2 separate regions of the Homo sapiens genome follow, and region 1 is linked to region 2. A link is a contact called in ENCODE Hi-C or POLR2A ChIA-PET data. All regions are on one chromosome and are shown on one strand. Each heading gives the region's core, a stretch centred on a gene start or an enhancer-like site at or near the end of the contact. The rest is flanking DNA. Distances are from core to core; before and after follow the strand shown.

What was found. Hi-C counts contacts between places; a loop is a spot of excess contacts on that map. ChIA-PET counts read pairs that join two places held with the same protein, here RNA polymerase II (POLR2A). Pooled maps may share reads with other maps.
Region 1: a loop to region 2 is called in a pooled map, with 5 times the contacts of the local background. The contact joins the promoter of SLC50A1 here to the promoter of FDPS in region 2. A Hi-C loop is called at or near these places in 1 of 37 single-sample maps with no recorded cell type and 7 of 50 pooled maps. POLR2A ChIA-PET finds 5 or more read pairs at or near these places in 1 of 52 experiments (naive thymus-derived CD4-positive, alpha-beta T cell).

The regions. Positions count from the first base shown.
Region 1 is chr1:155,134,122-155,138,732 of GRCh38, forward strand. SLC50A1 (solute carrier family 50 member 1) reads left to right here and starts at 1,731. Exons shown (of 6, transcript NM_018845.4): 1 at 1,731-1,870; 2 at 2,178-2,255; 3 at 2,707-2,830; 4 at 3,440-3,601; 5 at 3,858-3,977; 6 at 4,059-4,611. The coding sequence starts at 1,791. The coding sequence ends at 4,160. EFNA1 (ephrin A1) reads left to right here. Exons shown (of 5, transcript NM_004428.3): 5 at 1-778. RefSeq lists an enhancer at 1,172-1,261 and a silencer at 1,532-1,771.
Region 2 is chr1:155,306,805-155,311,441 of GRCh38, forward strand. It overlaps FDPS (farnesyl diphosphate synthase), which reads left to right and starts at 2,062. Exons shown (of 11, transcript NM_002004.4): 1 at 2,062-2,161; 2 at 2,985-3,161; 3 at 3,239-3,401. The coding sequence starts at 2,986. It also overlaps a transcript of PKLR not described here. RefSeq lists enhancers at 820-889, 1,792-1,921, 2,252-2,421.

The DNA of each region.
Region 1 (4,611 bases), core at 481-2,980, 170 kb before region 2:
ACTCCAAACCTGTCTTGGGGCCACTTTCAGAGCCCCCAGCCCTGGGAACCACTCCCACCACAGGCATAAGCTATCACCTAGCAGCCTCAAAACGGGTCAGTATTAAGGTTTTCAACCGGAAGGAGGCCAACCAGCCCGACAGTGCCATCCCCACCTTCACCTCGGAGGGATGGAGAAAGAAGTGGAGACAGTCCTTTCCCACCATTCCTGCCTTTAAGCCAAAGAAACAAGCTGTGCAGGCATGGTCCCTTAAGGCACAGTGGGAGCTGAGCTGGAAGGGGCCACGTGGATGGGCAAAGCTTGTCAAAGATGCCCCCTCCAGGAGAGAGCCAGGATGCCCAGATGAACTGACTGAAGGAAAAGCAAGAAACAGTTTCTTGCTTGGAAGCCAGGTACAGGAGAGGCAGCATGCTTGGGCTGACCCAGCATCTCCCAGCAAGACCTCATCTGTGGAGCTGCCACAGAGAAGTTTGTAGCCAGGTACTGCATTCTCTCCCATCCTGGGGCAGCACTCCCCAGAGCTGTGCCAGCAGGGGGGCTGTGCCAACCTGTTCTTAGAGTGTAGCTGTAAGGGCAGTGCCCATGTGTACATTCTGCCTAGAGTGTAGCCTAAAGGGCAGGGCCCACGTGTATAGTATCTGTATATAAGTTGCTGTGTGTCTGTCCTGATTTCTACAACTGGAGTTTTTTTATACAATGTTCTTTGTCTCAAAATAAAGCAATGTGTTTTTTCGGACATGCTTTTCTGCCACTCCATATTAAAACATATGACCATTGAGTCCCTGCTAAGTGCGAGGCTCTCTGTGCTACAACAGTAGCAACTGGGTTTGAATTTCTTTCTCTCCAAAGAATGTGTGCCCCTCACGAGGCCAAAAGGGTGGGATGTTTCCTCCTCTGAGGGCTGTCCAGGACCGGAGTGCTCCTGACAGCTGTCTCTCGGGTTCTGAGCTGCACTCCACTCTGGAAGTTCTTCCTATCCGACCTCTACCCCACTCCCACTCCGTCACCGCAGGGCTTTGGCATACTACCATTCAGGTACTCACGCTGTTTCGGTGAGTCAGGGAAGCTGGGAACGCCAGCTGAGGCATGCGGCCCCGCCCCACAGCCACACTAGCAGAGACGTGTGGGAGGCTGGGAGGGAAAGTTCCCAGTAACAAGTGGGTTGGACCGGGGGTCAGTGATAGAGGCGTCAGTGGATTGGCCACGTCATGTAAAGTTGACCCGAGAGGGAGGGCAAAAGAGGAAGGCTTGGTGATTCCTGGTAATGTGTTATTTTGAGAAAAAGCTTCGGCAGCACACTCCAGAAAAAAACTTCCCAAACCCTGGGCAACTGAGGTTCTGATGTGGAGCTCTGGATGGAAAGCGTGCTGAAGTCTTGTTAAACTAGCAAGCTTTTGTTTGGAGGTCCACCGCCGAAGGCGCACAGGCCTGTGGGAACACGAGCGTTGAGACTGGGGGCGTCTAGATGATCCAAGGGGTAGGCAGAGTGTGAGCAGCGGCAGGTATCGGGGACACACCCGCGGAGCCCTAGGAAGGGGACTGACCGGGACATGGAAGAGGTCTGGACCAGGGTACTGGGAAGGCGCTCGGAGGAGAGGGGCGCGAGTTCCGGTTCGGCGTCGGAGGGAGGGTGGGGCTTCGGCGCAGTTTCCGGAGGGACGGCCCGAGCGTGCGGGGGCGGAGCCGAGTGCGCGGGGCGGGGCTCCAGAGCCGCAGGTCTGGGCTGCAGTAGGTCCCGGCAACCGCAGGCTCGCGGCGGGCGCTGGGCGCGGGATCCGACTCTAGTCGTAATGGAGGCGGGCGGCTTTCTGGACTCGCTCATTTACGGAGCATGCGTGGTCTTCACCCTTGGCATGTTCTCCGCCGGCCTGTGAGAGTGCGGCCGGGCTGGGTTGGGGAGGACTAGGCAGTCAGGAAAGGAGAGAGAGGGGACAGAGACGTGGCCACAGCACCTGGCTCGTCCGGAACCGGGATCAAAGTGGGATCGGGTCGAGGGGACCGGGGTACAAGGGCGAGGCTGGTCACTAGGCCTGAAGGAGAAGGCAGGATAGCTGGCGGGGGGGAGAGGGGGCGGGGTCTGCGGTGGTCCGGAAAGGATGACAGGCATTGGGCATCCCCCTCTAGCACTCTGCTTCTCCCTTCCCACCCCCACCCCTCCCTTCGGGGCCCCATTACAGCTCGGACCTCAGGCACATGCGAATGACCCGGAGTGTGGACAACGTCCAGTTCCTGCCCTTTCTCACCACGGAAGTCAAGTGAGGGGCCGACGGCTGCGGTAGTGGGAAAGGCTACCAGAGGGAGGTGGGGGCGGGGCAGGAGGAGCAAGAGTGAAAGAGGTTTGGCCGGGCGCGGTGGCTCACGCCTGTAATCCCTGCACTTTGGGAGGCCGAGACGGGCGGATCACGAGGTCAGGAGATCCAGACCATCCTGGCTAACACGGTGAAACCCCGTCTCTACTAAAAATACAAAAAATTAGCCGGGCGTGGTGCCGGGCGCCTGTAGTCCCAGCTACTCGGGAGGCTGAGGCAGGAGAATGGCGTGAACCCAGGAGGCGGAGCTTGCAGTGAGCCGAGATCGTGCCACCGCACTCCAGCCTGGGCGACAGAGCGAGACTACGTCTCAAAAAAAAAAAAAGAGTGAAAGACCCTTTGGGTCCTCCTCTCACACTGAACCCTTTGAGCCATGTCCATCCCCTCCACCCTGCAGCAACCTGGGCTGGCTGAGTTATGGGGCTTTGAAGGGAGACGGGATCCTCATCGTCGTCAACACAGTGGGTGCTGCGCTTCAGACCCTGTATATCTTGGCATATCTGCATTACTGCCCTCGGAAGGTAGAGGCCCTCCCTTGGACCCACCTATCTGCTGCACGCCCTGCCTTGCTGGCAGGGCAAACACTATTTCCTAGAAGACTGTAACAGCTGGCACTGCCACCTTTTCCAGGAAGGCCTCTCCAGCCTTGCAGGTCCCCTTCCTCTATGAAGCCAGCCTTCTGAGATGAACACATTGCCCCCATTTAGGCAAGGCTGGTAGCTCTGCCTAGCCTGAGATGCCTATGCTGCCTGCCCTGGGCTTCAGCCAACAAGCTAAGGGGAAAGGGCTTTTGTCTCTGATATTTCTTTCAGAGCCAGGGCCTGTGGGTGAGAATGAGATGATTAGCTCTGCGTCCCTGCTAAATCACACAAGCATTTATGAAGCTCCTACTGTGTGTGCCAAGCACACAGAAAAAAACACATATTTATCTCCCCCAGAAGTCTCCAGTGTTGTGGGTGGATAAGACTTTCCTATCAAGTTGGTGGTGGGAAAGAAGCTGTGACAGTGCAGTGCTGGAGGCCTAGACAGCTTGGCTTCCCCATTGGAGCACTGGAGAAGGCAGGATGAATTAACTCTAGCAGGGAAGTCAGAGTGCACATCTGGAAGTAAGGGTACTCTCTCCCCTGCAGCGTGTTGTGCTCCTACAGACTGCAACCCTGCTAGGGGTCCTTCTCCTGGGTTATGGCTACTTTTGGCTCCTGGTACCCAACCCTGAGGCCCGGCTTCAGCAGTTGGGCCTCTTCTGCAGTGTCTTCACCATCAGCATGTACCTCTCACCACTGGCTGACTTGGTGAGTGGGGGTGTCCAAGGAGGTAGGAGAGATAAGAGTCAGGCTCTCATAGCCAAATACTATGGCTTACAGTCCCGAGGAAGGGGAGATCCAAACCCTGGAAGAAGACAAGGCAGTAGAAGTGGGCGAGTGGGAGGCAGGAAAGGTTGGGTGACAGATCAGGGAGGGTGTCTGACCTTTTTCTTGAGGAAATTCTTAGGCAAGTGAAGCTTTACGATGTGCTTGGGCCAAGAGAGTCTTCCATTCTTTCCCACAGGCTAAGGTGATTCAAACTAAATCAACCCAATGTCTCTCCTACCCACTCACCATTGCTACCCTTCTCACCTCTGCCTCCTGGTGCCTCTATGGGTTTCGACTCAGAGATCCCTATATCATGGTAAGCACAACTGGGATGGGGTGACAGGGGTGCAAGATGGAAAACTGGCTCCTCTCCTCATAGCAGTTCTTGTGATTTCAGGTGTCCAACTTTCCAGGAATCGTCACCAGCTTTATCCGCTTCTGGCTTTTCTGGAAGTACCCCCAGGAGCAAGACAGGAACTACTGGCTCCTGCAAACCTGAGGCTGCTCATCTGACCACTGGGCACCTTAGTGCCAACCTGAACCAAAGAGACCTCCTTGTTTCAGCTGGGCCTGCTGTCCAGCTTCCCAGGTGCAGTGGGTTGTGGGAACAAGAGATGACTTTGAGGATAAAAGGACCAAAGAAAAAGCTTTACTTAGATGATTGATTGGGGCCTAGGAGATGAAATCACTTTTTATTTTTTAGAGATTTTTTTTTTTAATTTTGGAGGTTGGGGTGCAATCTTTAGAATATGCCTTAAAAGGCCGGGCGCGGTGGCTCACGCCTGTAATCCCAGCACTTTGGGAGGCCAAGGTGGGCGGATCGCCTGAGGTCAGGAGTTCAAGACCAACCTGACTAACATGGTGAAACCCCATCTCTACTAAAAATACAAAATTAGCCAGGCATGATGGCACATGCCTGTAATCCCAGATACTTGGGAGGCTGAGGCAGG
Region 2 (4,637 bases), core at 812-3,311:
GTCCGGAGTTTGTTCCTTCTGATGTTCAGATGTGTTCGGAGTTTTTTCCTTCTGGTGGGTTCGTGGTCTTGCTGGCTCATGAGTGAAGCTGCAGACCTTCGCGGTGAGTGTTACAGCTGTTAAGGCCGCGCATCTGGAGTTGTTCATTCCTCCTGTTTCATTCCTCCCGGAGCGATCTCGGTTCACCACAACCTCTGCCTCCCGGGTTCAAGCGATTCTCCTGCCTCAGCTTCTCGAGTAGCTGGCACTACAGGTGTGCGCCACCATGCTGGGCTAATTTTGGATTTTTTAGTAGAGATGGGGTTTCACTATGTTGGCCAGGCTGGTCTTGAACTCCTGACCTCGTGATCCGCCCACCTTGGCCTCCCAAAGCTCTGGGATTACAGGCGTGAGCCACTGCACCCAGCCGTGTTTTGTCCAATTCTTTGTTCAAGATGCCAAGAACCTGGACACCCTCCACCGGTGACAGTACCTTATATACACGGAATCATACAGTATCTGTCCTTTTGAGTCTGGCTTATTTCACTTAGCATAATTGTCAGAGGTGCGTGAACCAGAGCAACTCCATCTTGAATAGGGACTGGGTAGAATAAGGCTGAGACCTACTGGACTGCATTTCCAGTTGGTTTAGGCATTCTAAGTCACAGGATGAGATAGGAGATTGGCTCAAGATACAGGTCATAAAGACCTTGCTGATAAAACAGATTGCAGTAAAGAAACTGGCCAAAACCTACCAAAACCAAGATGGCAACAAGAGTGACCTCTGGTGGTCTTCAACGCTATACTCCTACCACATGCTGTGTCGACATCAGGGAGTTAACTGTATATGGTCTACAAAGCAGAGGCATGAATAATCCAACCCTTGTTTAGCTTATAATCAATAAATAACTGCCTGGGCCAAGTGGCTCGTACTTGTAATCCCAGCACTTTCAGAGGTCGAGGTGGCTGGATCACTTGAGGTCAGGAGTTCGAGACCAGGCTGGCCAATCTGGAGAAACCCCCTCTCTACTAAAAACACAAAAATTAGCTGGGCATGCTGGCAGGCACCTGTAATCCAGGAGAATCACTTGAACCCGGGAAGCGAGGTTGCAGCCTCCCACGTAGCTGGAATTAAGGCGCGGACCAGCACACCTGGGTAATTTTTGTATTTTTAGTAGAGAAGGGGTTTTGCCATGTTGACCAGGCTGGTCTCAGATTCCTGACCGCAGGTGATCCGCCCAAAGTGCTGGAATTACAAGTGTGAGACTCATCTTTTTTTTTTTTTTTTTTTGAGACGGAGTCTTGCTCTGTCTCCCCAGCTAGAGTGCAGTGGTTCGCTGGATCTCAGCTCACTGCAACCTCTGCCTTACGAGTTCAAGCGATTCTCCCGCCTCAGCCCTCCTGAGTGGCTGGGATTACAGGCGCGCGCCACCACGCCCGACTAATTTTTTTTTTTTGTATTTTTAGTAGAGACGGGGTTTCACCACATTGGTCAGGCTGGTCTCGAACTCCTGACCTCATGATCCACCCGCCTCGGCCTCCCAAAGTGCTGGGATTACAGGCGTGAGCCACCGTGCCCGGCCCAAGACTCATCTTTCTTAAGCCCTTAAAGCACTTTGCACACATTACCTCATGGTATTACCACCCTCATTCAACAGATGAGGAAAGCTAGTTTCAAGCAAGTTCACTGAGGATCAGAGACGTTAAATGATTTGCCTAAAGTTAGAGAACTAATAAGTGAGAAAGCTAGTCCTGCTGCGTTTTACTAACGTGCCAATCAGCTGCCCAGGAAGATAATGAAAACTTGAGTAAGACAGGCAGCCAAAGCCACAGCGGGGACGTTCCCAGCCTGGCTCGCTTCCGGCACTGACGCCTCCAGCCGCGACCTCTAGACTTCAGCCCTTCCATTGGTCGTCCGTCACAGTGCCACAGTGCGCCATGCTCACACGACGGCCAGCAGCCAATCAGCGCGGCTCATCTTCGCCCAGCCAGGACACGCAGGATCGCGTTATCTGTCCCTCCCGCGGGCACATTGGGAGTTGTAGTCTAATTATATATTTCCGCCCTTAGTGTGGGGAGAGCGGGAACTACTCGACCCACAGAGCCGATCGCGGAGCGGATTCTGCTTTTAGGAGTACCCGCCAACAAGCGGGACCGAGCAGGAATCCGTATCTGGGAACAGGTGAGAGAGGATGTGTGCTGGGCCTTGGAGGAAGGGGGCCGAGACCGGGCCTTACTTCTGTAACGATACTGTGAGGCATCGGAAGGCCAGCCTGTTGTGTCCGTTTTGAAGGTCGGTGGGCTAGACTGGCTGGCCTTCTAGGGGTGTGGAGACTTCCCAACTCTGCCCTTGTGCTTTCCTGGAATCCCCAATATGCCCGGACCCCGGTTTACTCCTTTGCTGCGAGCCCTTCTCTCCCGTCCAGAGTTGCTCCGAGCCTATCTGCTCAGTCCTAGCGATTCCTGTGGGGCTTGGGACGCGCGGTTCAAGCACCCCGGACCATATGGATGCAGCACCCATGGGTTCTCGCTCCAATGCTTCTTTCCTCCTTGGGGCGTAACTCAGACCCTGGGCACCCCTCTCCACTGCCCAGGGGAGACCTGGGTTCTAGATTTGGCTCTGCCTCTACTATCTTCCTACCTCCTAGAGCCTCAGTTTGGCTTGTGTAAAATAGGATGACTTAAGGGTCCTTTCAGCCCCTAATCCTGGGGTACTTTACTCTGTACCGCCTCCTTACCCAGCCTTGTGCACGCCATCTTGAAGGCACTGAGTTCTAGCCTGTTTATTGTAAGTGGTGATTAGTTGGGTCTCAGTCACCCAGCCATACTTTTTTGTTCCCTGCGTATCCTTCCTGTAATTGTCCCCAAGCACATTCCACAAGAGGGAGGGGCACTCTGGGCTAAGGCTGGGGTGGGAGTTATCTGGGGAGCTGCCACCATGCCTCTGCCTTTGGTGCTTGCCCCTGCAGGGAGTGCTTAGTGCCCCCTCCCTATGCCACTCCCAGGATGCCCCTGTCCCGCTGGTTGAGATCTGTGGGGGTCTTCCTGCTGCCAGCCCCCTACTGGGCACCCCGGGAGAGGTGGCTGGGTTCCCTACGGCGGCCCTCCCTGGTGCACGGGTACCCAGTCCTGGCCTGGCACAGTGCCCGCTGCTGGTGCCAAGCGTGGACAGAGGAACCTCGGTGAGTGTGGTTGGGGTGAGGGGCCTTGGGGAGGGGAGCAGCTGATCAGGTTTCTGACTTGTTTTTCTTCTACTTAGAGCCCTTTGCTCCTCCCTCAGAATGAACGGAGACCAGAATTCAGATGTTTATGCCCAAGAAAAGCAGGATTTCGTTCAGCACTTCTCCCAGATCGTTAGGGTGCTGACTGAGGATGAGATGGGGCACCCAGAGATAGGAGATGCTATTGCCCGGCTCAAGGAGGTGAGGGATTCATGACTTGGGGGAGTAAGGCTTTGGTTCAGTTGCTCTGTACCTGTGTGGCATTCACCTGTGGCTTATGGGGGACTTTTGACAGATGTGAGAGAAAGCTTTTTTTTTTTTTTTGAGACAGAGCCTTGCTCTGTCACCTGGGCTGGAGTGCGATGGTGTGATCTCGGCTTGCTGCAACCTCCACCTCCTGGGTTCAAGTGATTCTCCTGCCTCAGCCTTCTGAGTAGCTGGGATTACAGGTGCGTGCCACCACATCCAGCAAACTTTTGTATTTTTAATAGAGACGGGGTTTCACTGTGTTGACCAGGCTGGTCTCGAACTCCTGACCTCAGGTGATCCACCCACCTCGGCCTCCCAAAGTGCTGGGATTACAGGTGTGAGCCACCGCGCCTGGCCGAGAAAGCTTTTACCTGAGGGACTCGAGTCTGCTCTGGAGAGGTTGGGGCCTGGGCAAGTATACTTACTCAGTCCATCAACCGGACTTTTGGCTCTGATGGAAGGTGGGTCATCCAAACTGCTTTGCTTTGGGGGTGGAGGCCTTGAACCTGGCAAGTCTTAGATTTTGTGTCCTGAAATCAGAAGCTGTTAGGTTGGCAGAGACCGGGGAAGAAGGCAGTCTGATATTGTCCTATCTCCCTGGGGCCTGAGTGAAGTTATTGTATCATTAGAAACCCCTATTCTAGAACATGAACTATTGCTGTGATACTTGCCAATTTTTTTCCTGTTGATTCTGGAGTATCTATTAAAATTCTTTTTATAAATGCTGTCTATCTCATATATCTCAGGGGAATGAAGGGAAAGGGGGGCTTTGCCTATACTGGAATGGGGATTAAAAGAGTCTTGGCCCGGCATGGTGGCTCACGCCTGTAATCCCAGGACTTTGGGAGGCTGAGGTGGGGGGGATCATGAGGTCAGGAGTTCGAGACCAGCCTGGTCAACATGGTGAAACCCCCGTCTCTACTAAAAATACAAAAATTAGCTGGGCGTGGTGGCGCCCACATGTAGTCCCAGCTACTCAGGAGGCTGAGGCAGGAGAATCACTTGAACCTGGGAGGCGGAGGTTGCAGTGAGCCGTGATTGTGCCACTGCACTCCAGCCTGAGTGACATAGCGAGATGAAGTCTTCCCTGTTAGTTAGGTCTGATTGATAGCCAGGCAGCAGAAGGCAAAGTGAGATGCAAGAGGAGACACTACTGGAGGAGTGGGAGATGGATCCCACAGCGTGGGT